Linked DNA regions of Homo sapiens: regions 1, 2 and 3 are each linked to region 4. A link is a contact called in ENCODE Hi-C or POLR2A ChIA-PET data. All regions are on one chromosome and are shown on one strand. The core of a region is the stretch at or near the end of the contact, and the rest is flanking DNA. Distances in the headings are between cores, read along the strand shown. Region 1 overlaps GLIS3 (GLIS family zinc finger 3). Region 2 overlaps GLIS3 (GLIS family zinc finger 3). Region 3 overlaps GLIS3 (GLIS family zinc finger 3). Region 4 has its middle 66 kb from the start of RFX3-DT.

Region 1 (6,542 bases), core at 2,520-5,019, 410 kb before region 4:
AAGGTAGATATTTCAGCCTTCCTACCTCTCCAATTTTCAGCAAATCTGTAGTATGACTTATTCTACCAATTTATGTATACAAGAAATGGTTGTTTAAATTATTTCCTTTAAATCACAACAAATCAGATGCCAAGATTCCATCTTACTCATTAGTGGGAAATTTAATCTCAGTTATTGCTAGTTGGGGTGGCCTGATACACTACCAAGGTGACACAGAATCCCAGGGTGTTTGTAGAGAGCAGAACATTCCAGGAGCTTTTCTGTGTTCTTGGTTCTTCAGGTTACTGCTGAGATGCCCTTTGACCAAGCCCCACATAGCCTCTAGGAGTCTGCTGCTCTGTGCATTGCTTGGACACAGGAGGTTTTGCTGGAGCTGGGAGCCCAGGCCCGAAGGTCTGGCCTTTGTATTTTGGCCAGGCAGCCATACCTTTTACCCCCACTGCCTTCCTTGGGAGCTGTCTTGCTACTCAGGGACCATCAAACTGTTGTTCTTCCCAGACTTTGGGCAATCCCACCTCTCTCTCTCCTTCTGTCTCCCTCCTAGAGGCACTATCCTCTTTCAGAAGGCTCTGCCACCTTCAGAGCACCTGGAATAATCTCAGTGAATTTAGATTTCTACACAAGACTGTGAGAGAGGATGAATTTGGCCAGGCACGGTGGCTCACACCTATAATCTCTGAACTTTGGGAGGACGAGGAGGGTGGATCACCTGAGGTGAGGAGTTCGAGACCAGCCTGTCCAACATGATGAAACCCCGTCTCTACTAAAAATACAAAAAATTAGCTGAGCGTGGTGGCACGCGCCGATAATCCCAGCTACTCAGGAGGCTGAGGCAGGAGAATCGCTTGAACCCAGGAGGCGGAGGTTGCAGTGAGCTGAGATTGTGCCACTGCACTCCAATCTGGGCAATAAGAGCAAAACTCCGTCTCAAAAAAAAAAAAAGATAAATTCAAACAGTGTCTACTCTTGGCCCTTTTATAATAACCTCTCTTGAGACGAAGGAGCACAAAATACAAATAATAGCTCGCTGAATTTTCTTGCCATAAACATGAGCTGCTGAATGGGCTTTGGAGCTCAGAGTTAACAATTACAGTCTAGAGGAGGAAAGGGTATCTGGCCTATGAGATAGTTGAGCAGCTCTGGGGGACTTCTGGGAGGAAGCTGGGTACTTTCCATTTCTTGGAAATAGGGGTGACTTCATTTTAATGCAAAATAATGTAATCTTCATTACTATTTTCCTTCCCTCTGGGTCTGAGGCTTCTGGGCATCCCATCTGGACTTGCAAGCCCATGCAGAATATGGAGCAGAAACAATTTATGATAGAGAATGTGTCTTTTTGGACAGTAATGGGAAATTACTGCTTAGGGAAAAACAAAGGTAGTCTGGTGGCTTTTTTTGTTCTGTTTTGTTTTTGTTTTTTGGGGACAGGGTCTCACTTTGTCACCCAGGCTGGAGTGCCGTGGTGCCATCCTGGCTCACTGCAGCCTTGACCTCCCAGGTTCAAGCAATTTTCCCACCTTAGCCCCACAAGTAGCTGGGATTATAGGCACGCGCCACCATGCCTGGCTAATTTTTGTATTTTTTGTGGAGACAGCGTTTCGCCATGTTGTCCAGGCTGGTCTCACACTCCAGAGCTCAAGCGATCTACCTGGTCTGGCGGCTATGACGACTATGTAAGATATGCCTTTTACAGGCTAAGAAGTTATATCTAATATGAAGAATTGGCTGCGATTTTGCCTCTGAACCAGCTCTTACATACTGAAAAAAAAGTCCCATTGATTTATATTGAGTAGCTTAGACCAGGGGTCCCCAACTGCCTGGCCGTGGACCTGTATGGGTCAGTGGCCTGTTAGGAACCAGGCCACACAACAGCAGGTGAGCAGTGGGCATTACAGCCCAAGCTTCGCCTCGTGTCAGATCAGCAGTGGGATTAGATTCTCATAGAGGCAGAAACCCCATAGTGAACTGTGCAAGTGAGGGATCTAGGTTGCGTGCTCCTTACGAGAATCTAATTATAATGCCTGATGATCTGAGGTGGAACAGTTTCATCCTGAACCCCACCCAACCGTGCCCACCCCTTCCATGCTTTCCATGAAACCACGAACCATGAAACCAGTCCCTGGGGCCAAAAAGGTTGGGGACTGCTGGCTTAGACTACCCTCCCTTCACACTGAATGTGTTTGTGTGTATCTGTATGTAACAGGAGGGAATATGGACAGAGGGGGCGAACGAGTAATATTTCTGTCTGTTGAGTAATTTAGAGACATATCAACAGTTGTGTCCACCAGGGACCTCAGTCTTCTTTAGCATCATGACTTACACACATTTCAGAGGAACTGCTCAATTTGATTCGTGGCCTTGAACTGTACTTGACTTATGAATTGTTCTTAAAAGTTGTATTCATTACCTATTCATCCAACAGATATTTGGTGAGCACTTGCTGTCTGGGGGATACCAGTCATTGCTCCGTACAGTGAGGGGTCTCACCCAGAGGCAGCTTTGCCATTTCTCACCCAGCCTCTGCTTTTGTTTGGCTTGGGGCAGGGGAAAAAGCAGGTTGAGAGATATACAACCTTGATTTATGGAAGAAAGGTTCTGAATCTAGTATTCCTTAAAGGCACTTCAGCAACCATCTTACTTGTTTTCTTAATAAGATAAGTTGGGCTTTACCCTGTTTGCTCCGTTTGCTCTTCCCAGCCTGGTCTCACCCTGAGATTATGGCAACATCTTACTAGCTTGGTTTCCTGCCTTCAGCCTTTGCTCTGCTTCTAAATGTACTGGAAATAGACTGTTATCTTCTTGCTCCCTCCTTACAACATACCCATGCTTGCAAGTCTACTGTAGCTCTTTGGGGTGCCTGGTTTTGGAGGTTGTGTGCAATCTGATAACATCTTAGTAAGAATATGAATGCCTACAGCTTATAGAGTACTTACTGTGTGCTGGAAACTGTTGTAAGTGGTCTACATACGTGACTTATTTCATACTCCAAACAGCCTTATGAAGGTGGGAACAATTATCATCCCCATTTCCCAGACAAGGAAATAGAGGCACAGAGAGCTTAAGGCATTTGCCCAAGGTCACACAGCTGGTAAGGGAAGCTATTCTGGCCCTAGTGTCTCATTCTTTACGGCTTCCCCCATGCTGCCTCCATAATACTTCCTCAGCACATGCACCTCACTTCATTTTGGCCATCCAACTCTTCATATTGCCCCCTCTCCTCCTGCCATTAAAAGGCTCAGATGAAGTCTCACTCCTCTACTAAGCCTCCTCCAGTGTATTCAGATCTTTTCCTCATTTGAGCTCTTTTTGTACTCAGCAGTGAAGCAACTCAATTTAAGATTAGGTGTTTGCCAATTGTTTCCTGTGTTAGTTAACACTCTCTCCAATTGGTTGTAAGATCTTTGACCAAGGGCTAGCTGTACGGCCTAGGACCAAGCCTAACACCCAGTAAATGTGTCTTTGGGAAACTGAGGCAGTTTTCTCCCATGACAATATGCGTTCTCCCTCCCTTCCATTCATTCTTTCTTATATTTGTGGAAGTCCTCTTTTTCCACAGTAAGTATAATAATTCCACTTTTATATATTTTCACAGATGTGTCCACCAGATGAGGCTTGATCTAAGCCTATTAAATTAGATGGTAGGCAAGAATGATTTGACTCATCTGTGTGTCCACAATCCCTAGAGTATATAGTGTAGCACAGAGCAGGGACACAATAAACAAATACCTGATCTGTGAGCAATAAATTACTAAGTTGTGCCTCTGCTGGTGTTTCAGTTTTTCAGAGTACTTGTTTGCTTAGTTAACAAATGTATCTGCTTACTTCCCCTGGGATTGCTAGAAAATTTGTCGAGGGAGAAGCAGTAAAATGTGCTTACATTTCCTCTTTGGTTTTCCAGGCTAATTGTTGGTGAACTTTATTTAACACTCTTGCTATACTAAGAGTCTCTATGGAGCAGAGCAGCTTTCAGTTAACTTGGCAAATCATTACAAGAGAGAACAGAGGGGTCAGCATGAGCACTCTCTACTAATTAGTTGATAATTGATATACAATAGCTGACGGATGGGACTTTAGAATACAAACTCCAGGAATATTGCTTAATTTATCTTTGCATCCTTATGAAGTGGCTCAGAGATGTAGGTTCCTAATAATATCATCTTACTGGGAGTGCCCAGTGGTGGGGAGCAAGATTGAGGCTCCATGCACAGGAATCCAGGGCACTGAGTGGTACAGAAAGGAATATGATACATTTTAATCTCTTGGGTATAAATGTGATTCCATTTAATACAGGGATAAATTGCAGTGAGTAATGCTGGTGATTCCATACTTGGTGGACAGCATTCCTGAATGCTGACTAAGGTTGGAAGAATGTTGGTATGAAAGTTATGTTCTTTGTGGGATAAACATGGAAGATTCAAGCTGAACTCCTGAAGACAAGGTGGTAGGAGATTGCATGATTCATGCGAATCTCCCTGGGTTCAGATTTGACCTATTTATTGGCTGTCTTTGTAATGAAGTCACCAAATAGACATTATATGGCCCCCCTCTCCCATTTAAATGTGATCGCCTAAATCTTTAGCAACTAATTATAAAATCCTTACTCTAACTTGCTTCATAACCATTGCTTTCTTATTTTGTCATTTACCACCCTGTGGCTGCTATGCCGTCTGTACAGCTGGTTCATGTGCTCCTCCAGCCTTTCTCCCCATCTCTTCCAGATTAATCTTGGGTGAACTCTGCTCCTAATGGGATGCGCCACTACCTATAGCACAAGGTCCCAGATGCACATCAGGTGACTAGTTATATCAGCATCATTTGGTTTAGTTGGTTTGCAGTGGAGCTTAGGAATTTGCATTTGAGAAGCTTCACTGGTGATGCCAATATGTAGCCAGGTTTGAACCACTGTTGGATAAGTAATGTCCAGCTTTTAAATCAGTTCTTCAGGGCTGATTGAACCAACCCTCTAAGCTCTGTCTTCTCCCTTTCTCCTCTTGTAGGCAGCCCTAGCTCATCTTTGTTTCTCCAGGACGCATTGTGCCTCCTCCCTTTCGTTTCTGTGTCTACACCCTACTACTTCCTTCTCATTTGTGTGCTCATTCTTCCTTCATGTTTTAGCTTATTCTTTTCTAAAGGGTATTCCTTAGAATGCCAGTCTTAGATGAGTCCCTTGGGAAAAACCTCCCTAAACAAATGTACTTTAAATATTATTTGGTCTTCTGGGAGATTTATCACATGCATTTACATTTTTAAAGGCTCCTGAAGACTTACAGTAAAGAGATATGTTTAACTTTGTTGTATTAGGGGTTCCCAAGCTTACTGGACTGTGGACATCTCCATGAGGCCAACTTCATTGTCATTTAACATCTTTGGACATCCTGAAGGACTTTGGGAAACGTGTTTGTAGTTCATACTCTTCTTCTTTGATGAATTACCTAGTACAAAGGGATTGCCCTCCTCCTCTGAGCTCCTGTCTCTATGATTTAGCTTCATGCTTAATACTGTACAGTCTAGCGACATTATCCGATTGTTCCTAGGTGAGTATATCTTATCTCTTCAGAGGTTGTGAGCGCCATGGAGGTAGGATGTTATATCCAGCATTCCTTACCTTCCATAGGTTTTGCACAGTTTTGAGCATTTGTCACAATTGCCAAATTCGATTGCTTTGCCCCTGAATATAGGAGCCGGTTATTTCATTCTAATTGTCATCCTTTGGTGTTCGTAGCCATTTAGCCATGCCTTACTGTATTTCAGAGTAATACACCATACAGTCACATATGTTCATTAAATTGTTACTAATGTATCTCAGCAGTGAAATATTATGAATTTGACAAAACACTACATAGCAAGCCTAGGGTGTTTGGTATGCAGGATGTTTCTAGCTCTAAGGAGGAGTATTCATGAAAGGTGAGAGAATTTGATGACCTGTGCTTACCTTCATCGATCTGTTTTTGCATAGCAGATGGGAGAGAAGGGTACTTGTTTCTTTCTGTGGTGAAAGAATATACTTTTCAAAGTTCTTTCATATACTTGATGTTTCTCCCATTTGAGAAAAGAGGAAAGGCTTGGATTGATACTATGCCTTGCCTAAGATTCTATTCTTTATTTATTGGTGGGTACCTATATTTCATTATAAGAATGAATATGTATATTATATTAGATATGTTATTTGAGTAATATAATAATGTTTAGAGTAGCAGTAAGAGTTTAGAGTAATAAGTAATAATGCTTAGAGACATTATTCTTTGTCAAAACAGTCATAGTTCGATGACTTCTCTCAAGAATATAGGGGTCAATGTGTGCCTAACTCACATTGCCTTTAGAATTAGAACATACATACTCATATTTGAATGAATTCAGAGAAGAATGTGGGAGGATACACATTCACCTGTTAGAGTTCATTACCTTAAGGGAATGATAGATGTCGGGGGTGGATTATGAGCTTTTTCTTTTTATAACTTTGCATTATTTGCCTTTTAAAGCACATGGACACATACACAAATACATATTATTTTTAAATTTAAAATAGCAATAAAGATAATCCC
Region 2 (6,940 bases), core at 4,299-6,798, 390 kb before region 4:
TTTTCTGGCATATTTGATTCCTTAGCATAATTTTATAACCTTAAAAGACAACACCTTAACGATTCACTGACAAGTGTTTTTGACTATGTATTTATTATTTGAGTCCTTCTATGGAATTTTTTTTTTCAGGATGAGCAAAGAAACAGGAATTGGGAATTGCTTGGTGAAATATGGAACTTACTTTTAGCAATTTGGAAAGGTTGCATTTATTTGTGAGCCTTGGTTTGTGTATTTCATCAATGGAGAGAAAGAATAAGGGGCAACAGTTCAATAAGAGGCAAAGTTCAACATTTTACTGGAGATAAAGAGAAGATGGAGAGAGAATCAGCTTAGCGTTTTATACATTGGGGGCATGCTGGGAGTGGATGGAAGTGGAAAAGGGGGCATGAACTGTCCAGTTTGAGAGATGCTGCCCTATGAAAAGCTGCAAAATGTATTGTTTTTCCTGAAGATGTAATTCTTATTCACTGTAGAAAATGTGGAAAACATGGAAAAGTACCAAGCACTAAATGACAGTCATCCTGAATTCTGTCCCCAGAGACGACCATGGGTGGAATTTTGATATACATCCTTCCAGTTATAGTCAAACATATACAATAAACATAGGCTTTCCTTTCCACTAAATTGATCTAGTAATCTACATAGTTTTTAATTACTTTTTTCCAGTTAATATATTATAAGCTTTTATAATAAAAGCCTCTTTCAACATCATATAATGGCTTCTTCCTGTCCAGGATTCCACTTTATAAAGAAAGTGTATAAATAAAATTATAATTTTAAAAATTAGTCTTTTGTTAGTTGGCACTTAGTTGTTTCCCATTCTTTAAAAATTATAAATAATGCTTTATTGGATCAGCTCTGTACATCTTTTGTTGCACAATTCTGATTATTAGAATAAATTCTTAAAAGTAAAATTTGTTGTGTTAAAAGAGTTTTGAGGCTTTTTATACATATTCTCAAACTGTACTGCAGGAACTCACTAGCAATTTATAAACTAACCAGCAGTCCAAGAGAGTGCCTGTTTTCTAATACACCATTCATTACTAGGTATTATTATTTTTAGAACTTTTACTAGTTTAGAAACTTTGCCAGTTTGATCTGTAAAATGTTATTTTATCTTAATTTGCATTCTTAATTATTGACAATATTAAAGTTTTCATAAATAAATCTATGAAGTTTCATAGATTTATTGGCTGTTTGTATTTTTTCTTTTGACCTCCTTTGGGTATGTTTTTTGGGTGTGCTCATCTTGGGGAAAAGCTCTTTTTCCTTAGCTTTGTTGGATTCTATTTAATCCAATAATAAGAATCCTGCCTTAAGGCTATATATTTGCCTAGATTAATTTCCCAACCATTTCTGATTACCTGTGCTTAATGATAAATGCAAACTATACCTTACCGTCTTGAAGATCCAGGAGTCATTCTCGATTTAGGCCTTGCCAAAACTCGAATACAGAGGCCATTGTATATATTTCCCCTAAAATGACAAGGCTGAGGTGCTGATACAGTAACATCATACAGCAGTTTCATAGAGCAGTCTAACAAACATTGAGTAGTAGAAGAAACATTCTACTCAGATGCCACCTGCATGGCTTTGGTAGCATACTTAGCTTTTCTAGTGTTTTCACATGCATTGTAATCCTGCATTTTATGATTGAATTTTCATAAACTACCTGCAAATATTTCTGTTTAAGACCCGATGGAACCAGGACACAGAAAGTCCAAGTGCTTAGCTTGTCAGTGACAAAGTTCAGCCATCACCGAATGTCATTCCAGATCCAAAAAGGCACTGTATTTAGATTTTTATTTCCTAAATCAGAAATTCTTGGTGATGGTTTCCTTTGAGAGTATATCCACAAAGGTCAGAGAAGGCTAAGGGGGTTGAGGATGCACTCCAGGCTCTCTGTAAATTGTAACAGTTTATAAAGCCATCCTGTCTTTAGATACAGTACTAATTCTTTTAGGGGATTTGCTGAGGCACATAGACACGAATTTCCAGATAGACTAGGACTGGCCGTCTTTTTCATGATCTACATATATAGGGAATATATTTTTTCTTTTGAGGAATTCTCCATGTGATGTATTAGAACTTCTTTTGAGCTTGACATTGAAGCAAACATCTAACATGGTCATCATGCCTCTCATGCTCTTATGGCCCCATACAAGTTACTGAGTTCTTGGTTAACCAGCCACCCTAATCATTTTTGCTGATGGTTTCTGAGTTTTCCTATTAGTTTTATTTTGTTCAAGATATATCTCCTTTCCTTTTACATATAGTTCCAAATTAACCAATCACCAGAAGTAATATCAGTAGGATCAGATGAGCATATGGAAATGGAGATTGCTCTCAAATAATGATACAGCTGTCACTTTCTTTGCTGTGGGCCTCGTGTGGGTAGCAGCAGGAGTTAGAGGCCAGAATCCTTTGGAACCATTCACATTCATTCAACATATTATTGCAGGAAGAACAGAAAATTTGGGTGCCCATCGTAGCTTGTGTGACTTTAAGCCTGTTATACCAGGTCTTTCAATTAAGCAGAGCATTGTGGGTGACATGTGGGATACAATGTAAAGAAAACAATAGAGAATGTGTATGATCCAGTAGGTCACTGCCTATCAAGCACAGCTTCACTTGTATTTCTCTAAGAACTTTGGGGTGTGTGTGTGTGTGTGTGTGTGTGTGTGTGTGTGTGTGTGTCACTGGGAGAAATTTCCCAAACCCTGTTTTATTCTTTGTAAAATAGAAGTTATTTTTAAAATCCAGTTTACTTAACTGACAGGTTGTATCAAATGAGATCATATATAGGGAAAATGCTTTGTGAGTGCCATAAATAATGTTCTGTTGTCACTATATTGATTACTTATTTACTTTCCTAATCAACAGTTTTTTGAGTACTTAGTATGTATCTTACATTCTGGCAGGCACTGGGAAGATAAAAATGATCCCTTCTGTTAAAAGACTTTGAAATTTATTGAAGAATATAACACCCACAGATGCCTGAAGTTAACTACATTTAAGACACATTGCAGACAGTATATAACTTCTTTGGGAAGAGAACTTCCACTGGGAGCTAGTGTACTGGGGAGAGATGTCATGGATTAGAGCTTTGAAAGATTAAAAGATCTGAGTAATCACACAGGAGGAAGACTGGCTGCTAGGCAAAGGCCATTTGGGGAAGTTTTGTTCTCATTAGGTGTTTGAGATAGAAGAGAGTTCTCTGTTCATATTAATACTTTAATGAATAGAATATAGAATTTGCTTTCTGAAAAATATATAATTGTCTTAGAAAACTCAGATGCCCAAAAAGTTATATAATGTGCCTGCATGGCTTTATGTGCAGATTTTGATTGAGCCATATTTAAGTATAATTTGAGAGAAATAAGAATCATCTCTCAACAGTGGAGCAAATGAACGTTTCACTATAGGCTGCCCTGAAACCAAATAATACAATTTTATAAGCAAAGTATATATAGGTGGATAACATACTTCTGTCTGTTAGTCATGACTTAACAATCTAATATGCTCCAGTATGACAGTGACAGGCAATTGTAGCACCTGAGAATGTGCATCCATTCAGGCATGTAGCTCTGCCAAAGCTCTGGTTCTTTATGTTCTATGAACCTTCTCAACCTGCGGGTGTAAAGCAGTCAGTTGTCTCTGTCTCATATACGATAGGACTACTAATTTAGTTTGGGTCCGAAAGCAATTCCTCGATCTTGCTGGGGAAGAGACCAAAAGGCCCTTGACATCCAATCACCAGGAGCCTTCAGCTGAGCTCTGCAGGAAGAGCCACATGCTGCAAGTGTGCTGGGAAAATAATTGAAAAGTGTCCGTGGGGAATTAAAAACTAGATGGTTCCAGAACCACTGTGGAGGTTGCAAAAAGACTACAACCCGAATTTAAGGATGTGGACCAAGAGGAAAATCTATGTCAAGGGCAACTGGATGTAAATTCCTGCTGTGTTTGTCTTTGGTAAACATTACTTCACTCGATGGTAACATCTCGTTGATGATGGTGTTATCACCTTGTACTGTGCATTTTGGAGCTGAGATGTTTTTCTTGCTAATATCATATGCTTGTATGAAATGGTGTTTGTGGCCTCCATTTTGTGAAACAGAGTAAGATGAACAGGTGGGATGAAAATGCTTCTTTTACCTCAGTTCCTTTGAGACAGGTTGATGTTTAACAGCTGGAAACAATGTGTTCATTTTGAGAAGACACGTTTTATATAACGTTTTGTTGTGATTAATTTTTTGTCAGTAAAAAAGACTTCAGTAGAAAGTCAATGCAGGTACATATAATAAGCCAGGTTCTTCTGATACACACCATGTCTGAGTCAAGAAATACAGCGTGTTATGTCTTGCCTCTGTGGCAAATTTTCCTTCCAAGGGACGTATCTTTTCTTCTCAATTATTTTCACACTTAAAGTTAGCCAAAAGATCAAGAAGTGATTTTTATTTTCAAGGCAACAATGTCACAGTAAAGCAAAATGAATTTTAAAGTGACCAGAGCTACATTATGAACCATTTTGATATGCAGATAATATATTGTGAGACATAGGGTGTGTTTGTAAAGGGTAAGAAGAATAGGAGAGGAATTGTTGCAAAAGTCAATTACAGAAAGTGAACGATCTGCTCTTGGCCCAAAGCTGCTTGGATTTAAGGACGAGAGTTCACAGAAAACCCAACTAGCAAGTGTGATTAAATCCCGAATGGCTCTAATGCATAATTCCAGATATGACTTGTTATCAGTTTGTTACTCCCTTATATATTATAGCTGCTTTTTATATTGTTTTCATTTTCTGGGGTGATTTGATGTAACTAATTACTGGCAATGTGAATTACTATCTTTAAAAAAATCAGAGTAATTCCTTAATATCAGTGAAACTAAATTGTGAAATTATTAAGTCCCCTGGACAACCCTTTGACTTTGAGGATTTACTTTTTTTCAAATAAAGCATGAGTTTATATGTTACTTTCCCAAATAGATTTTACTTGAAGGCTGAGATTCTGCAAAGCCTGTCATAACATGCTGCACATAGTAGGTGCTCAACAAATACTTATTTGGTTGGCTTTGACAGGTATCAGTAATTTTTCCCAGGTCTCTATCCTTTTTCCCCCATATTGAAAAAGTTATTTAAAAATAAAGCAAGGACTATTTATTACTCAAGTATTAAGATTATTTATAACAATAGATCTTTTGTTACATTATTTCAGTGAGCATTAGGTTTTATTGTTCTTCTTGGTAAAATGTTATTTACCTGGAACTGGAAGCCTTGGATTTTATCTTAGCCCAAGAATGTGTGTTTAGCACAGAATGTAATTAGGGGAAATACTTAAGGGATTGTCAATGCAGTGTTCTTTTAGCTCTTAAGCAATCCGTATCCTGCTAAAATGTTTATCTTTTTTTTTTCTTCCTTTCTGGCTGCTGTTCCAGGTCCCTTATTTCGCGTGAGTCTTTGGCGTCCACGACCTTGAGTCTGACGGAAAGTCAGTCGGCCTCAAGCATGAAGCAGGAGTGGTCCCAGGGCTACAGGGCCCTCCCTTCGCTCTCCAACCACGGCTCTCAGAATGGCCTTGATCTAGGGGATCTCCTTAGCCTTCCTCCCGGGACATCCATGTCCAGCAATAGTGTCTCTAACTCATTACCATCCTACCTTTTTGGCACGGAAAGTAGCCACTCTCCTTACCCTAGTCCTCGGCACTCATCCACCAGGTCCCACTCGGCCCGCTCCAAGAAGAGAGCGCTGTCCTTGTCCCCGCTGTCCGATGGCATCGGGATAGATTTCAATACCATCATCCGCACGTCGCCCACGTCCTTGGTGGCCTACATCAACGGGTCGAGGGCTTCGCCGGCCAACCTGTCCCCGCAGCCGGAGGTCTACGGGCATTTCCTGGGCGTGCGCGGCAGCTGCATTCCCCAGCCGCGCCCGGTGCCCGGCAGCCAGAAGGGCGTGCTGGTGGCCCCTGGAGGCCTGGCGCTGCCGGCCTACGGCGAGGACGGGGCCCTGGAGCACGAGCGCATGCAACAGCTGGAGCACGGCGGCCTGCAGCCAGGCCTGGTCAACCACATGGTGGTGCAGCATGGCCTGCCGGGCCCCGACAGCCAGTCGGCCGGCCTGTTCAAGACCGAACGCCTGGAGGAGTTCCCGGGCAGCACCGTAGACCTACCCCCCGCGCCTCCGCTCCCTCCTCTGCCGCCGCCCCCAGGCCCCCCACCCCCTTACCATGCCCATGCGCACCTTCACCACCCGGAGCTCGGGCCCCACGCCCAGCAGCTGGCCTTGCCCCAGGCCACCCTGGACGACGACGGGGAGATGGACGGCATCGGGGGCAAGCATTGCTGCCGCTGGATCGACTGCAGCGCCCTGTACGACCAGCAGGAGGAGCTCGTGCGGCACATCGAGAAGGTCCACATCGACCAGCGCAAAGGGGAGGACTTCACTTGCTTCTGGGCCGGTTGCCCTCGAAGATACAAGCCCTTCAACGCCCGCTATAAACTGCTGATCCACATGAGAGTCCACTCTGGGGAGAAGCCCAACAAGTGTACGGTGAGTTTCCGAAGCGCAAGGGGTGACCTCTCTTGAAGGCCCGGCTTGCTTTGCGTACGTGTGTTTTTTCCTAACTCGGCCCATGGAGTTTGCATGCGTGGGGGTCTAGGTATCCATGAGATGGGGTTCCCCTTCAGCTTGAGGAAGGGGAAGATTTCTTTCATGGTTAGTGGCTCTCCATTGCTATATTTCCTTCTGCAAAGGTACACGATCCATCCCAGCAGGTGATCAGTCTGCCACACTCTGTAAAATCTTGGAAAGGAGATGCCAGCCAGGTACCAACTTTGAATTTCCTTAATGTGTATGGATGTGCAAGAGCAGAAGGACACAGATTGCACATCAGCAAGCTTTAGTTCTTTTCCAAAGCAAATATGCAGTGACTTTTTCTTC
Region 3 (6,621 bases), core at 1,099-3,598, 290 kb before region 4:
GATGGCTGGGTCATAGGGTAGGCTTATGTTTAACTTTTTAGGGAATCAGGACAGGGCATTTTTGCTAAATCCAGCCACCAAGCAGTGCATACATATTTGCATTTTAGAAAGTTTAATATTTTTTGCATAAATGGATAGAACCAGGTTGGGGACTGGATAAGGATTTTTCCATTAAAAACGCATGCTGAAAATGTGCTTTTATAAAATATGCTCTTAAAAAGGGGGAAAACCTAAAATATGAATGGAGTGAATTATAATCATCAAGGTATCAAACCAAGCGCAGGACCTGAGATGTAAGCTGTAGCATTTCCTAGCCATGCAGTGTGCATCAGCTGCTTAATCTCTCTAAGGCCTCTTTTTGCTTACCTGTGAAATAGGGATGATATTAGTGGGCTGACATTTTAGCAGGCTGCTGTAAGAATTAAATGAGAAATTCTATCTAATGGTCCTAACACAATGCCTAGGCATAGCAAGTCTTTAGACATTAAGTTGTCACCACCTGTCTTATATTTAGGGAGGGATTTGATTAAACCATCTGAGAAGTGCCTAAGTGCTTTGGAGACTAAAAACAAACAAACACACTAACCGAGCCGCTATTTAACATGTTTTGTTTGTGACTGTGTGTGTCTGGTTTCTACTCTTTGGCTAAGGAGGGTACCCAAATAACCGCTGGGGGAGCTTCAAATGTTAGAGATATGTTGTGCCCGATAAACTGAAAAAACTATTGCTTTGTGAATTCCCCTGGTGAAGCCCAGCTGGTCACATGCTGGAAAAATTTCAGGAAGCTTGGCAAGTGTTTTTGCAGCTTGTTTCTGACAGAATACCTGGATACTTCTTAGAGCTAGCTCAAGGAAAGTCTCTAAGCCCCAAGGTATCCCAGGAGGAACGGTGGCAGTAACCTCATTCTGTTAAGTGCAATGTTATATTAATTGAAAATGAGGTTCTACCAGTGTTCAACTGTTGAATAGGAAAGCTGACTAATGTACAATGGATGCTTATATTTGTAAAGCACAAAATAAAGAGAATTTACCCAAGCCTTGAAGTTACCACATATCAAGCAGATATGAAGCTACAGATTGCCGTATTCTGTGATGATTTGCTGTGTATAGGATACAATCTTGTCTCTACCTGATGGTGGCATTAACTTATTAAACTAAACATTAGTTAGCTAAGTTTGATTAGGATAGGTTTTGCAAAGGACCATGAGAAATCTCTTATTCAGTTGCATCAAAACCACATATAAAATGTTATAAATCATTTAAAAATGAATATGAATTATTGATTCAGGTTTGTTCTTTGATAGCCCACATTATGTGGTTTGAACCATCCTCCAAAGTTGGTTTTTATCTCTAATGTAGTGTCATATAGTGTGTATACACATATACATATACATATACATATACATGTACAGATATTATAGCATACTATAGTATATACACTTTGTATGATGTAGTAAAATGCTGAGGTGACAGTTTCAGAGACTTTCTGAGCTCTTTGAGGGACTTATCCAAGAACTGCAGATGCTCAGTTCCTGTTAGTCTTGAACAAGTCCTGCATCTGAACTGTGTCTTTTTCAATCCCTAAGACCGACTACTTTCTCTAGCGCATAGAAGTCTCTGTGCTGCTCTATTTTTGGAACTGTGTGCAGGTGGAAGTTGATTTGTGGTGAGTGTTACTGTGGCTGTGATCAGGAGATACACGACCAGTATCATTTGCTTACGTCAGGGTGGCAGCAAGAGAGAATTTGAAACACAGTCCTCCATGTGTGCTGCTGGTAATTATTTGCTTTGTTCTTGCAGCTCGACACTAATTCTTGTAGTATCAGACATTTATAATCTGACACCGTGTAAATAATTGGGAGAAGTCTAAAATGCATCTCATAGCTGGAAGCTCAGGCTTTTACTGCAAAATCTGTTACATCTCAAGATTAGAACAAAGGTGAAAAGCCTGATGACAGAATCCATGTCACTGCATAAGTATGTGGTTTATGCCTCTTAGATTGCACATAAAGCCAACCTAACTGGTTGAAAGGATGAAAAACACATCATGCTCTTATACTAAGCAAAAGGGTTGGTGAAATTTTTTCAAATTGACCAGGTGTTTGGGTACGATGTAAACGCAAGCACTCAATGAACAGCATGCTTGGTTTGAGAGGGGCCTTGACAACCCACATCTCTGCCAGGAAGAGTGGCAGTGTGCTCACAGCACCCAAGCCTTTTTTGCACCAGTCTTAAGAAAAAAACAAAACAAAACAAAACAAAAAAAACAAAACAAACAGAACTTTCCCTTAAGTTACCCTCCCCTTTTACAGCCATTCCTACCACAAGGGCAGCTGTTCCTGCTGCACACCAGGAGGAATGCCCCTGACTTAGCTTCCTTGCATGGGCTGTTCCCTTTGCTTTGAACTCTCTTCTCCTGTTACCCACTTTCTGACTCTCTCACCTCCTTCAAGGCTTTTCTCAGACGTCACCTTCTCCATAAGGTCTACTGTTAACATTGTATTTAAAATTGTAGGCTAGGTGCAGTGGCTCATGCCTGTAATCCCAGTGCTTTGGGAGGAGGTGGATCACTTGAGGCCAGGAGTTCAGGACCAGCCTGTGTAACATAACAATACCCCGTCTCTACAAAAAAAATTTATATGTTAGCCAGATGCTAATTTTTTAAGTGGCATGCACCTGTAGTCGTTGCTACTTGTGGGGGACTCGTGGTGGCCTGAGGCAGGAGGATTGCTTGAACCCAGGATTTCGAGGTTACAGTGAGCTGTGATTGCCCCACTGCACTCTAGCCTGGGCAACAGAGTGAGACACTGTCTCTAAAAGTAAATAAATAAAAATAAAAATAAAATTGCAGCTGGCATCTTCCCATGAGTCTCACATTGTCGATCTCCCTTACCCTACTCTAATTTTTCTTTTCTTTTCCTCCATAGCACTTATCTGTGTGTAGCATGCTATAGGCTTTACTTATTTACTATGTCTCCTGCCTGTTGTTGATTTCCCCTGCCTTTCCTCTCCACTGCCCTCTCTGAGAGCAGAAGTCTTCGCTGCATTGTTCACTGACAGTGCAAGTGGCACATAGTAGGCACTCAATACATATTTGCTAAGTGAGCATATTTATGGTGTGAGTGCTGAAAAAATATACATAGTGGGTGGTACAGCTGCCAAACAGTGAGGCTGTGTGATATAATCACAGATCTACATGTGGTGTCTATTCCTACCTCTGTATTTCTTTGCTGGCTCTGTGATGTCAGGCAAATGACTTAACCTCCTGGGCCACCATTACCTTCTAATGATCCTCGAGGATGATTGTGAGGGACAAAGGAGTCACAAAGATGAGAGCACCGTTTAAACTTTAAACGCCATTCCATAAGAACTTCCATCTTTTGTTATCAAGCTTTAATGTTCCAAAGAGTGAACATTCTTTATATTTTCATCTAATTCCTAACCCCATCCTTCATCCCGCATCAAATGGATTGAACTAGTGTTCATCAACTTCCTGCTTAATGACACTGTGCCAGGTGCTTGACTCACGTCACCTTCTTGCCCCTCACCAGCCCTGCGTGAAGTGACTGCTGTTACCTCATGCCTTAATAGGACTTCGAGACCCAGAGGGGGCACACAGAGTAAAATACCTGGAATTTGAACCTCAGCCTGTCACATTCAAAGATTATTCACACTTGCTTTTCTAAGCGAGAACACAGGATCTTTCTTTTCTAGTCAGGGAAAACTGGTCTCATTAGCTTGTCCCCATTTATATTCTTTCCCTCCATTGCAGTGATTCCCAAGGGGCATGGATCAGAATCACTGGGGAAACTTTCTTTTTCCAAGTGTGTATACCTGCCTTCCAGGGGATTGGGCATCACTGACAAAGCTGTTCCTAAGGGACTATCATATCTCAGAGTTTAGGTGGAACGCAGTTGAGAACCATTGCTCCTTTGATTTGGAAACTACTCTGTGTCACCCTCCGCAGCTTTTCCCTTCTTGAAACCCACTAACCCCAGTCAAGATCCCAGTGATAGCCAAGAACCTGTGAAGCCCCTTACCTTTTCTTCTGTTTAACAGGGTTAATTTAATTCCAAAGATGATAAACAATGACTTGAAAAGTACACCCCAAGTGTTCCTTTAGTTTATGGGAAACAACCAGCAAGAGAAGTAATTCATCTTGCTTTCTTCCTTAGTGACTTCTCTTTCAGCTGTGGGTTCTGGGGACAGATATGTGCATCCCTGCCCCGAGGCTGCCAGAGCCAGTCCTGTGTAACCAAGGAGAGAGGATAAAGAAGCAGAGCCTAGAAGTTATTTCTAAACCTCACCCTAATTGCTCATTTTATATTCAGTTCTCCTCCTGTGAGGATGTGACAAAGGCCTAGCAAGCAGTCAAGTTGATTTCAGTTTTCCTACCTCCTTTCCTTTCTTCCTGCCTTCCTTTTCAGATGACTTTATAATTGTGATTCCTTTATCGGAAGAGTTTTGTCTCTCTTTCAATCCAAGATTCGAAAATGCACGTGTTTATGAGGATTATCACAGCACTGAGATGTAGTTGTGTTTTATTAGAAGTAGGTTCCCCAGTAAGGGGCTGGGCCTTGGGACAAGGCCTGCCCCCTTGGCTGGTAGGGAAGTTGCCATATTAAAAAGACATTAGTTTCAATCAGCGTGGTCAATTCATCTCACAGTCCTGCTGCCCATATTCCAATTACATACTGAACTGACTGACCTTTGCAATCACACAGCTTCTGCTGAATTCTTTTCATCAGAGACTTAGTGCCCGTCCTTCAATATTGTTGAAAAACTACCACTTTGGAAGCATGTATTTTTAGGAGGGGTATATCCCCTGCACATTCTTGGATTTCTCTACCAACACTCTGATACCAGGCTATGCATCCTGGGTTCTATCTTTGTCTGTGACTCTTCTCCTCCTGAAAATCCCCACAAACTTAACTGTGTGTCTAAACCCTCGCCACCTTTCACAGCCTCTCTCTGATCATCTCTACTCTGGGAAGACTTCTAAGACTACTTCTGCTCAAAGAGAGATGTCTCCCTTCTCCAGTTGCTTATGTTTGCCTGGTTTCTATCCCTCATGTGACATTTGTATACTGCCTTGTATTACGCGCGCTCATGTGTGTGTGTGTGTGCACGCAAGCTTCCACAGATTGCCAACTTCTTGGACAGTGTATCTTTTGTCTACTTTGTATCTTTTGCATTCAGCACCCAAATTACATCTTGTGTTGGTTGAAGAAGGACATGCTGCTTGCTATTCCTGCTGCAGAGTATAGACTAGTCAATGAACAGTTAAACCACTCTGACTAATTATAGTTATTTGTCTAGAACTAAACCAGCATCTCTCTTCACCTAAGAAAATGCCTAGCCAACGTACAGAGTCATATACAAAGCCAGTCTGTAGTAAGAACTGACCTTTGCAGATATCTGGGTGGCAGTGTGGTGGGAAGAAGTCTAGAAAAATGTAGTGGTTTCTGAAAGAGAAAGGTTTGCAGAGAATAAAGGCCAAACTGCCCTTCTCAGAAGCACTCAGGACCAGATGACAGGCACATGATGGCCGATTGAATGGTTGTTCCTGGACATTGAAAGCATTTTGCAATGTGATTGTTCGGCTTGTGGATCGGGTGTCAGAAAATCTCTTGGGCTGCGTTACCCAAGAGTGAGACCTCAGCAGTTCCTTGTGCCGTTTAAGTGTTTGTGTTCACTTTAGTTATCATCTGATCATATGCCAGCTGGTAATAGGATTGTAGTGGCTTTGCCCAACAATGGAGTCCTAAAAGAGCTGAGAAAACCTGACAGATTTGGTGAGTGGCAGAATCCTTAGATGTCTCATTTAATGCTGGGTGATTTAGTGCATCCATGTGGAGGAGTGTTTTCAAGTCCACATCAGAGCAGAGCAATTGTGGAAAGACATCAGAGCCTTCCCTGAATGAGATGGCATGAGTGGGCAAAGGCAGTTATTGCAAACAAGCTCAGAAATCTCAAGGCAGAGGAGTTGCATTGTTTTTCAGCATTGGGGAACCTCTCTGTCACCTCACATGAAATCTTCTGAAATGCCCCATTGGCATTTCTGAATTGATGTATTATGTCGAGCTCATCAAGTCCCTTTGTTCTGTTTAGAAATGTATAATTCTTCTTATTTACTTAAATGTAGAATAGAAATGAGAAAGTAAAGGAATCACAAAACTTAAGGTCCCACTATGGAAAGAAAATAAGACAGCTTGGCCAGGAGCTCGTTTTAAGAAACAAAGGGAATTTCAGTAGTTTTGGAGTCTTCCTGACTTCATGGTTAGACTCCATATAATAGAGCTTCAGATGTCCAAGGCTTTTTATGAGATGACAGTGCTATGTGGCCATTGACTTTCTGGGTGAGGGGTGTTTGGGATTAGCCAGTCATTCACTCACTCAGTTTACTTTGAATGTAATGAACTTGGAGTGGAAAACATGACCCATTTTGGATTACCATTTGATGACTTATGCAGAGAAGAAATACTGTGTGTAGGACAGTTGTAATAGTACTATACGCTTAATAGCCTTCCACAAACAACCTTTGAATTCCACAGGCATGTATAATTGAGACAATTTATTAGCTATACAGTATTTACCAAATTCCTATTTATGACGGCCAGGT
Region 4 (6,745 bases), core at 3,430-5,929:
GAAAAGTCTCAGGTTTGCTTCTAAGTAGACTTGCAAAAAGGAAGATAGTCATATTTAGTCATCTGATTTAGCTTTGAGTATAAATGTACTCAATAGGTTGCTTTTGTAGATTATTTGCATCTTATTTTGTTATCTTTAGTCCACCATGTTTGATTAAGTAAGAAGAGCCTTTGTGATTATCCAATGCAATATCTGTCTACTTCAGGAATCTTCTCTACAACACCCCTGTTGCGCCATCCACCCTCTGCTAAAAGACATTGGTAAGAAAATATTTAAGGTCTAAGACACCCAATCAATTGATAAGAAGGACTTCCTTGTGCTGATGCTGCACCTGCCTATTCAAAACTTCTGTCCACCAGGTCATGGTTCTACAGAGCTGAACTTCCTCTCAATAGCTCCTGTGGCTATTTAAGAAAACTATAATAGTATGTTGCCTAAACGTCTTCTCAGCTTTAGGCTAACCAACCCAGTTCTTTCAATTATTCTTCTTTTCAGGTAGTTCCTGGATCTCTCTATTGCTCACTGACACATTTTAGATTGTCAACAGTCTTCTTTGCTAAAACTCATTTTGTTATTCTGTGTCTCACAGAAAGCAGAGGCACATCATCTGCTATCATGACACTTTCATAATCGATGGCTATGATCTCTGCCCTCTGCAACCTTCTGTTCTCCTCACAAAACAGAAACTTACTCATTTTCCTCATAGTTCCTTAAAGCCCCTTAAAAAACACTTAATCTCTTTCAAATAGGAGGCACAGAAACACCCTCCAAAACAAAAACAAACAAGCAAACACACAATAACTTGATAGAGAGAAAAGAATTTTGAAATACATTCCAAAGTATTTAAGCCCCCCAAATTAAAATGAATTAAGACATATGCAAATAGATCATGTTCCCAATAGTTTCTCCTGAACACACACACACACACACGCACACGCGCACACACTAGCAGCAACTAGTAAAGCCTTTTGCAACTTGCGGTGTTTCCCAATCATCTAAATATAAGAAGCTATGAGCAGCTCCAGGCTGCCTTATCTCTCTCACAGATATCTGCCTCCTCTTGGTCCTGGGATTAAATCTTCTCTAGATCACTATCTCACCCTTCAGCTATTCAGTTCCCCATTGACAATGTAAATGTCACTTTGAAATAACTGTCCCTGTGACTTACTTTGAGGATGCTTGAAAAAGTAGTGCTTTTGCAGAAGTTGACGTTGGGTTATATTATTTCACATAAAACAGAATGTGGTCAGTGGGCAAATTCTGCTTCTTAAGGGTGTTCTAGTTCCTTTTAAGAAAGATTTTATGCCAAGAGAAAATAAAAAGTAACTGACCTTACCTTGGGCCACCCCTCCTTTTTTCATGATTGTAACATCCATATTATGTCAGGAGGCTAACAGGTCATAGGTAGTGGTGTTTTTTTTAACTAAAAATTAGTGTCCTCCACTGTTGTACATTTTGGCCAAATGTTTGTTCCACACTGGTGTGGAGTGGAGATTTCTGATTCTCAGAAGGCCTTGCCTAACTGTTCACCATCTTCTATCAGCTCTCACAACCCTCTCTTAATAACAAACCTTGGCCGGGCATGGTGGCTCATGCCTGTAATCCCAGCACTTTGGGAGGCCAAGGCGGGTAGATCACCTGAGGTCAGGAGTTCGAGACCAGCCTGACCAACATGGTGAAACCCCGTCTCTACTAAAAATACAAAATTAGCTGGGTGTGGTGGTGCATGCCTGTAATCCCAGCTACTCTGGAGGCTGAGGCAGGAGAATCACTTGAACCCAGGAGGTGGAGGTTGCAGTGAGCCGAGATTGCACACTCTGGCCTGGGCAACAAGAGCAAAACTCGATCTCAGGAAAAAAAAAAAAAAAAAAAAAGCCTTGGTAAACCTCTTCTTTTGTTGACACAACCATGGTCCCCATGTGTCCCATGGTATTTTTATAGCATTCCTGACAAGTCTATAAGAAAACGACCAGTAACCTTTGGAGAGAGGAGTCCTAACTGCTACCATGTGCCCTGGGTTATCTCAAGAATGTTCAGAGCTAAATTTACCACCTGTGCCATCTGTCATAGTTGACTCCCTCCTCATTCCATAGTCTCGTTTGCCTTTTTCTGTGGTATTACCTTATGTATTTTGTATTGTTAAGATTTCTCCACATCTTATTTGGAAACAGGCACCATGCAATAGAAATAGACTAGATCCATTTTGTCAGCAATTGACTTGAAGCAGTACTTACCTTTTCTAGTGCTCAGTTTCCAAACATATGAAATAAGAGGGTTCAACTGGATTTTGAGGCCACTTCCAGCTCTCACATTCTTTCACCAGGTGACTTTGGGGCTCTAATAATGCGTTTTGAAATACAGTCTAAAAGGAATACAGAGCTAAGGCTTCCACCGGAACAACAGGGCTGTTTTTCTGCCTACTTTGGGAAAGGAGTTAGGGTATGGGGAGATACTGGGTCCAGAATTGGTGTGTTCTTGATCTCACTGACTTCAAGAATGAAGCCATGGACCCTCGCGGTGAGTGTTACAGTTCTTAAAGGTGGCGTGTCCGGAGTTTGTTCCTTCTGATGTTTGAACGTCTTTGGAGTTTCTTCCTTCTGGTGGGTTCGTGGTCTCGCCGGCTCAGGAGTGAAGCTGCGGACCTTCACGGTGAGTGTTACAGCTCTTAAGGCGGCGCGTCTGGAGTTGTTCTTTCCTCCCGGTGGGCTCGTGGTCTCGCTGGCTCAGGAGTGAAGCTGCGGACCTTCGCCGTGAGTGTTACAGCTCCTAAAGGCAGCGTGGACCCAAAGAGCGAGCAGCAGCAAGAGTTCCTGCAAAGAGCGAAAGAACAAAGCTTCCACACAGCGAAGGAAGACCTGAGGGGATTGCCACTGCTGGCTCGGGCAGCCTGCTTTTATTCTCTTATCTGGCCCCGCCCACCCCCCCCCACATCCTGCTGATTGGTCCATTTTACAGAGAGCTGATTGGTCCGTTTTGACAGGGTGCTGACTGGTGCATTTACAATCCCCGAGCTAGACACAAAGTTTGCCACCTCCCCACCAGAGTAGCTAGATACAGTGTCCACTGGTGCATTCACAACCCCTGAGCTAGACACGGGGTGCCGATTGGTGTGTTTGCAAACCTTGAGCTAGATACAGAGTGCCGATTGGTGTATTTACAATCCTTTAGCTAGACATAAAGGTTCTCCAAGTCCCCACCAGACTCAGGAGCCCAGCTGGCTTCACCCAGTGGATCCCGCACTCAGCCGCAGGTGGAGCTGCCTGCCAGTCCCGCGCCGTGTGCCCGCGCTCCTCAGCCCTTGGGCGGTCGATGGGACTGGGCGCCGTGGAGTAGGGGGCGGCGCTCGTCGGGGAGACTCCGGCCGCACAGGAGCCCACGGAGTGGGGGGAGGCTCAGGCATGGCGGGCTGCAGGTCCCGAGCCCTGCCCCGCAGGGAAGCAGCTAAGGCCGGGCGAGAAATTGAGCACAGCAGCTGCTGGCCCAGGTGCTAAGCCCCTCACTGCCCGGGGATTGCCGGCTGGTCGGCTGCTCCGAGTGCGGGCCCGCTGAGCCCACGCCCACCCGGAACTCGCGCTGGCCCGCAAGCGCCGCGCGCAGCCCCGGTTCCGGCCTGCGCGTCTCCCTCCACACCTCCCTGCAAGCTGAGGGAGCAGGCTCCGGCCTTGGCCAGCCCAGAAAGGGGCTCCGTCAGTGCAGCGGCGGGCTGGAGGGCTCCTCGAGCGGGGCCAGAGTGGGCGCCAAGGCCGAGGAGGCGCCGAAAGCGAGCGAGGGCTGCGAGGGCTGTCAGCAGGTTGTCACCTCTCAATACCACTGATTCATAAATAGAAGCTATGTTCCCCTGGGAAGAAGCTATAAGCTGAATCCACTCCTCGTTGTGGCTGAAATATGTCTCACTTTTGAGCTTTCAAAGGATGCAATCTGGTTTATTCAGAGGATAGAGGTAAGAAAGTATCAAACTACTTGCAATAGCTATGTACTAAAGGTATTTAAGGGTGCTTCACAGAAAACTGAGATAGGAACTGCGGGCTGCACAAAAGGTGGTATTCAATCCAGACATCAGGTTCACCAAGACCCATGAGATCCTACCCGTGCCAGAAACAAAATCTTCATTGAAAACTTTCATTATTTACTTGCTCAACAGGGACTAAAAAGTCCCAGCCTAGTGTTAACTGGTTCATCTGGTGACCTGATCTGGCCCTCTGTGACCCGTTACTAAGTGAAATCTAACAGAAGTGAACCGTGACCCATTTGTTTTCCAAGCATGCAATTTGGTTCATGAATCTAGAAAACAATAGTGTGAAAAGCCTTTCACTTTCTAACTTTGGAAAATGATTATTTTTTAAAAACCTAATTAGATACCATGTTTCCTCTCTCTCTTTTTTTTTAAATAAGTTAGTTTAGTTAGAAAAGGCATTTCTGTGATGCATCTAATGGACTTGCTTGCTGCAGTGTGCTGGTAGAAATCTATAAAGAGTAAGTGCTGGGGGTGGGCCTGGAGTGGTGGGGAGAAGGAAAGCAAGCCACATCTCCTGATGCACAATTCTAAAGAATCCAGTGGTTCTTGAGTGTATATAGAGAGTACATATGAGTCAACAAGTAGACAAAGAAAATCCAGACCTTTGATGACCCCTGGTGAATAAACTAAGCACTGCATTGAAATGCAGCTAGAGCCACAGACTTCCGTGCAGGCAAGCCTCTGGAATGGCTCCTCTCTCGAGTAAGGCAAAAGGTTTTTTCTCCCCCAAATGCCTGTTTCATTTGTATTACAGACATACCTTACATACTTGAGGCATCGTTATCCTTCTGAACAATTCTCATGTTGGTGATCTCTGTTGGTAGAGACTAAGAAATGTGTATCCAACACTACTTTCTATTTGTGCTGTGACCTCTTAGACCCGAACAGTGTTATTCATGGAACACTGAAGAATTCAGTGACCTCCATAAAGCAAGATCTGTAACTATCTTTCAGATTAGGTATCTATTTATTATTTTTATGGAATAATTATAAAGAATAAATCAACCATCTTACATCACTCAAATTTAAGATCAGAGTTTAAAGATAATCACTTGTCTATAACTGCTGAGTACCGGGTAAAATACTCTTCTAGGCAGCAAAAGTCTGCATTTTTGTAAACAGCTGTGTGTGACCAGCATGTGGTACATGCGAGCCAGAAAGCAGGCTGTATTTTGTCAGCTTGTAGAAGAGAAGGGAAATTTGCCATTGTAAAAGAAGGAAGCAGAGAGGGGAGGTGCAGAGACTGAAATATTTTTATTGTACACCCCAGGCGTCCAATTATAAAAGAAATGTCAAATCCCTATTTGTAATAATCCAGAATGGAACCTACCTGGTAAAGTTATATAGAGTGGAATACAAAACAGTTTATACTGTTAATACAGTTTAGCTTATCAGTTATTTGCGTACCATAACTATTGGCTTTTAAGTTTTTGTTGCCTGAACAGGAAATATTTTTTATATCTCTCAGATTGGTGTACGCAGGGTGCTGAATTGCTGAGTTTATTCCTGCTCCCTTCACCCTTTTTAATCACCACAGACTAAGGAGTGCCTTTTTTCTCTGCTATGGTTTGAATGTTCCCTCCAAAACCCATGCTGACATTTAATTTCCAATAAAATGGTATTGGGGAGTGGGGCCTTTGAGAAGTGATGAGGTCATGAGGGCTCTGCCTGGTGAATGGATTAATGCTGTTACAGGAGTGGATTAGTTATCTCAGAAGTGGGGTCCTGATCAAAGGGTAAGTTTGGCCCCCATTTTCTCTCCACCTCATGCACTTGCTCACCACATAATGCCTTCTGCCACGGATGATGCATGGGAAGGCCCTCACCAGATGCTGGGGCCATGCTATTGGACTTCCTAGCCTCCAGAGCTGTGAGCCAAATCAACTTCTTTTTTAAAATGAATTACCCAGCCTGTGATATTCTGTTAAAACAGCAGAAAATGGACTAATAAAATCTCTTTAAAAATGAACTAAATTAAATTTTTAAAGAAATACAAAGCATTACGTATTCCAAATATGTGCTTCAGCTTCATGGGTAGGCATCTCAGTCTCTCCACTGGGATTACAGGGGCTCAAGTAAACATAAGTCATCACTTTCTTATGTGGCCTTCAGCATAGTCCTTCTGGATGAGGAGGTTGGCATTCAGGAAATTTAATCAAAAGCCAGAGGTCTAAAATTTCAAAGGTGGAAAGTATCTTAGAAGTTGTTTAGTTTAATTCCTCCACTTAGTTTGAACATGAGAAAACTGAAACCTAGAATTGGGTGATGTTTCTAATACAGCACAACTAAACACAGATCTGTTTCTTCCCAGTCTAGCTGTCTGTCCTTTCCATCACTCTGCCTTCTTTGGGGCATGTTGAACATTCTGTGCCTTTATAGAGGACAGCCATGTCACCCTTGGGAGTATCGAGTAAATTGTTAAATTAGGAAATGAAGTGAAGAGGGGATATAATGAAACGTTAATAAGAATTTAAGAAACAACTCAATTTGGAGGAACATTTATACAATTTTCAGTTTCTTTTTCAAATTAGAAAAAGTAGTTTTGATTCTAACCACAAAGTCCATTTGTGTTTATTACTTCATTGCATGTTTTAATGACAAGTTATAGCATTATATATAGCACATTATAATGTGAAAGGTATGTCATGATACTATTATTGGTGTGATTAGGTATGTGTCCCACCATGTGGCTGAAGGACAAACAAATTACTAAGAATTTATGCACTGTGT

Evidence for each region. Hi-C counts contacts between places; a loop is a spot of excess contacts on that map. ChIA-PET counts read pairs that join two places held with the same protein, here RNA polymerase II (POLR2A). Pooled maps may share reads with other maps.
Region 1: a loop to region 4 is called in a map of IMR-90, with 4 times the contacts of the local background. The contact joins two enhancer-like sites. A Hi-C loop is called at or near these places in 7 of 168 maps with a recorded cell type or tissue (GM11168, GM13976, IMR-90 and 4 more) and 4 of 50 pooled maps.
Region 2: a loop to region 4 is called in a map of heart right ventricle, with 12 times the contacts of the local background. The contact joins two enhancer-like sites. A Hi-C loop is called at or near these places in 36 of 168 maps with a recorded cell type or tissue (A673, CD14-positive monocyte, CD4-positive, alpha-beta T cell and 19 more), 36 of 37 single-sample maps with no recorded cell type and 31 of 50 pooled maps.
Region 3: a pooled map shows a loop between it and region 4 (5-fold over the local background). The contact joins two enhancer-like sites. A Hi-C loop is called at or near these places in 1 of 168 maps with a recorded cell type or tissue (PC-9) and 4 of 50 pooled maps. POLR2A ChIA-PET finds 5 or more read pairs at or near these places in 1 of 52 experiments (GM12878).

What each region holds. Positions count from the first base shown.
Region 1 is chr9:4,135,203-4,141,744 of GRCh38, reverse strand. The region is part of intron 2 of GLIS3 (GLIS family zinc finger 3); the gene reads left to right. Among named protein-coding and RNA genes, the nearest start is that of GLIS3-AS2, 160 kb to the left of the region's middle. RefSeq lists an enhancer at 3,883-5,082. Within about 2 kb of position 3,769, at least 6 of the 41 ENCODE cell types and tissues checked have a DNase peak (open chromatin) inside an H3K27ac peak, as active enhancers do; they include PC-3, where a contact is called at or near this core.
Region 2 is chr9:4,117,378-4,124,317 of GRCh38, reverse strand. It overlaps GLIS3 (GLIS family zinc finger 3), which reads left to right. Exons shown (of 11, transcript NM_001042413.2): 4 at 5,437-6,550. Among named protein-coding and RNA genes, the nearest start is that of GLIS3-AS2, 180 kb to the left of the region's middle. Within about 2 kb of position 5,548, at least 5 of the 41 ENCODE cell types and tissues checked have a DNase peak (open chromatin) inside an H3K27ac peak, as active enhancers do; they include heart right ventricle, where a contact is called at or near this core.
Region 3 is chr9:4,015,943-4,022,563 of GRCh38, reverse strand. All of the region lies in intron 4 of GLIS3 (GLIS family zinc finger 3), which reads left to right. Among named protein-coding and RNA genes, the nearest start is that of GLIS3-AS1, 120 kb to the right of the region's middle. Within about 2 kb of position 2,348, at least 2 of the 41 ENCODE cell types and tissues checked have a DNase peak (open chromatin) inside an H3K27ac peak, as active enhancers do.
Region 4 is chr9:3,730,690-3,737,434 of GRCh38, reverse strand. No RefSeq gene overlaps it. Among named protein-coding and RNA genes, the nearest start is that of RFX3-DT, 66 kb to the right of the region's middle. Within about 2 kb of position 4,679, at least 8 of the 41 ENCODE cell types and tissues checked have a DNase peak (open chromatin) inside an H3K27ac peak, as active enhancers do; they include PC-3 and heart right ventricle, where a contact is called at or near this core.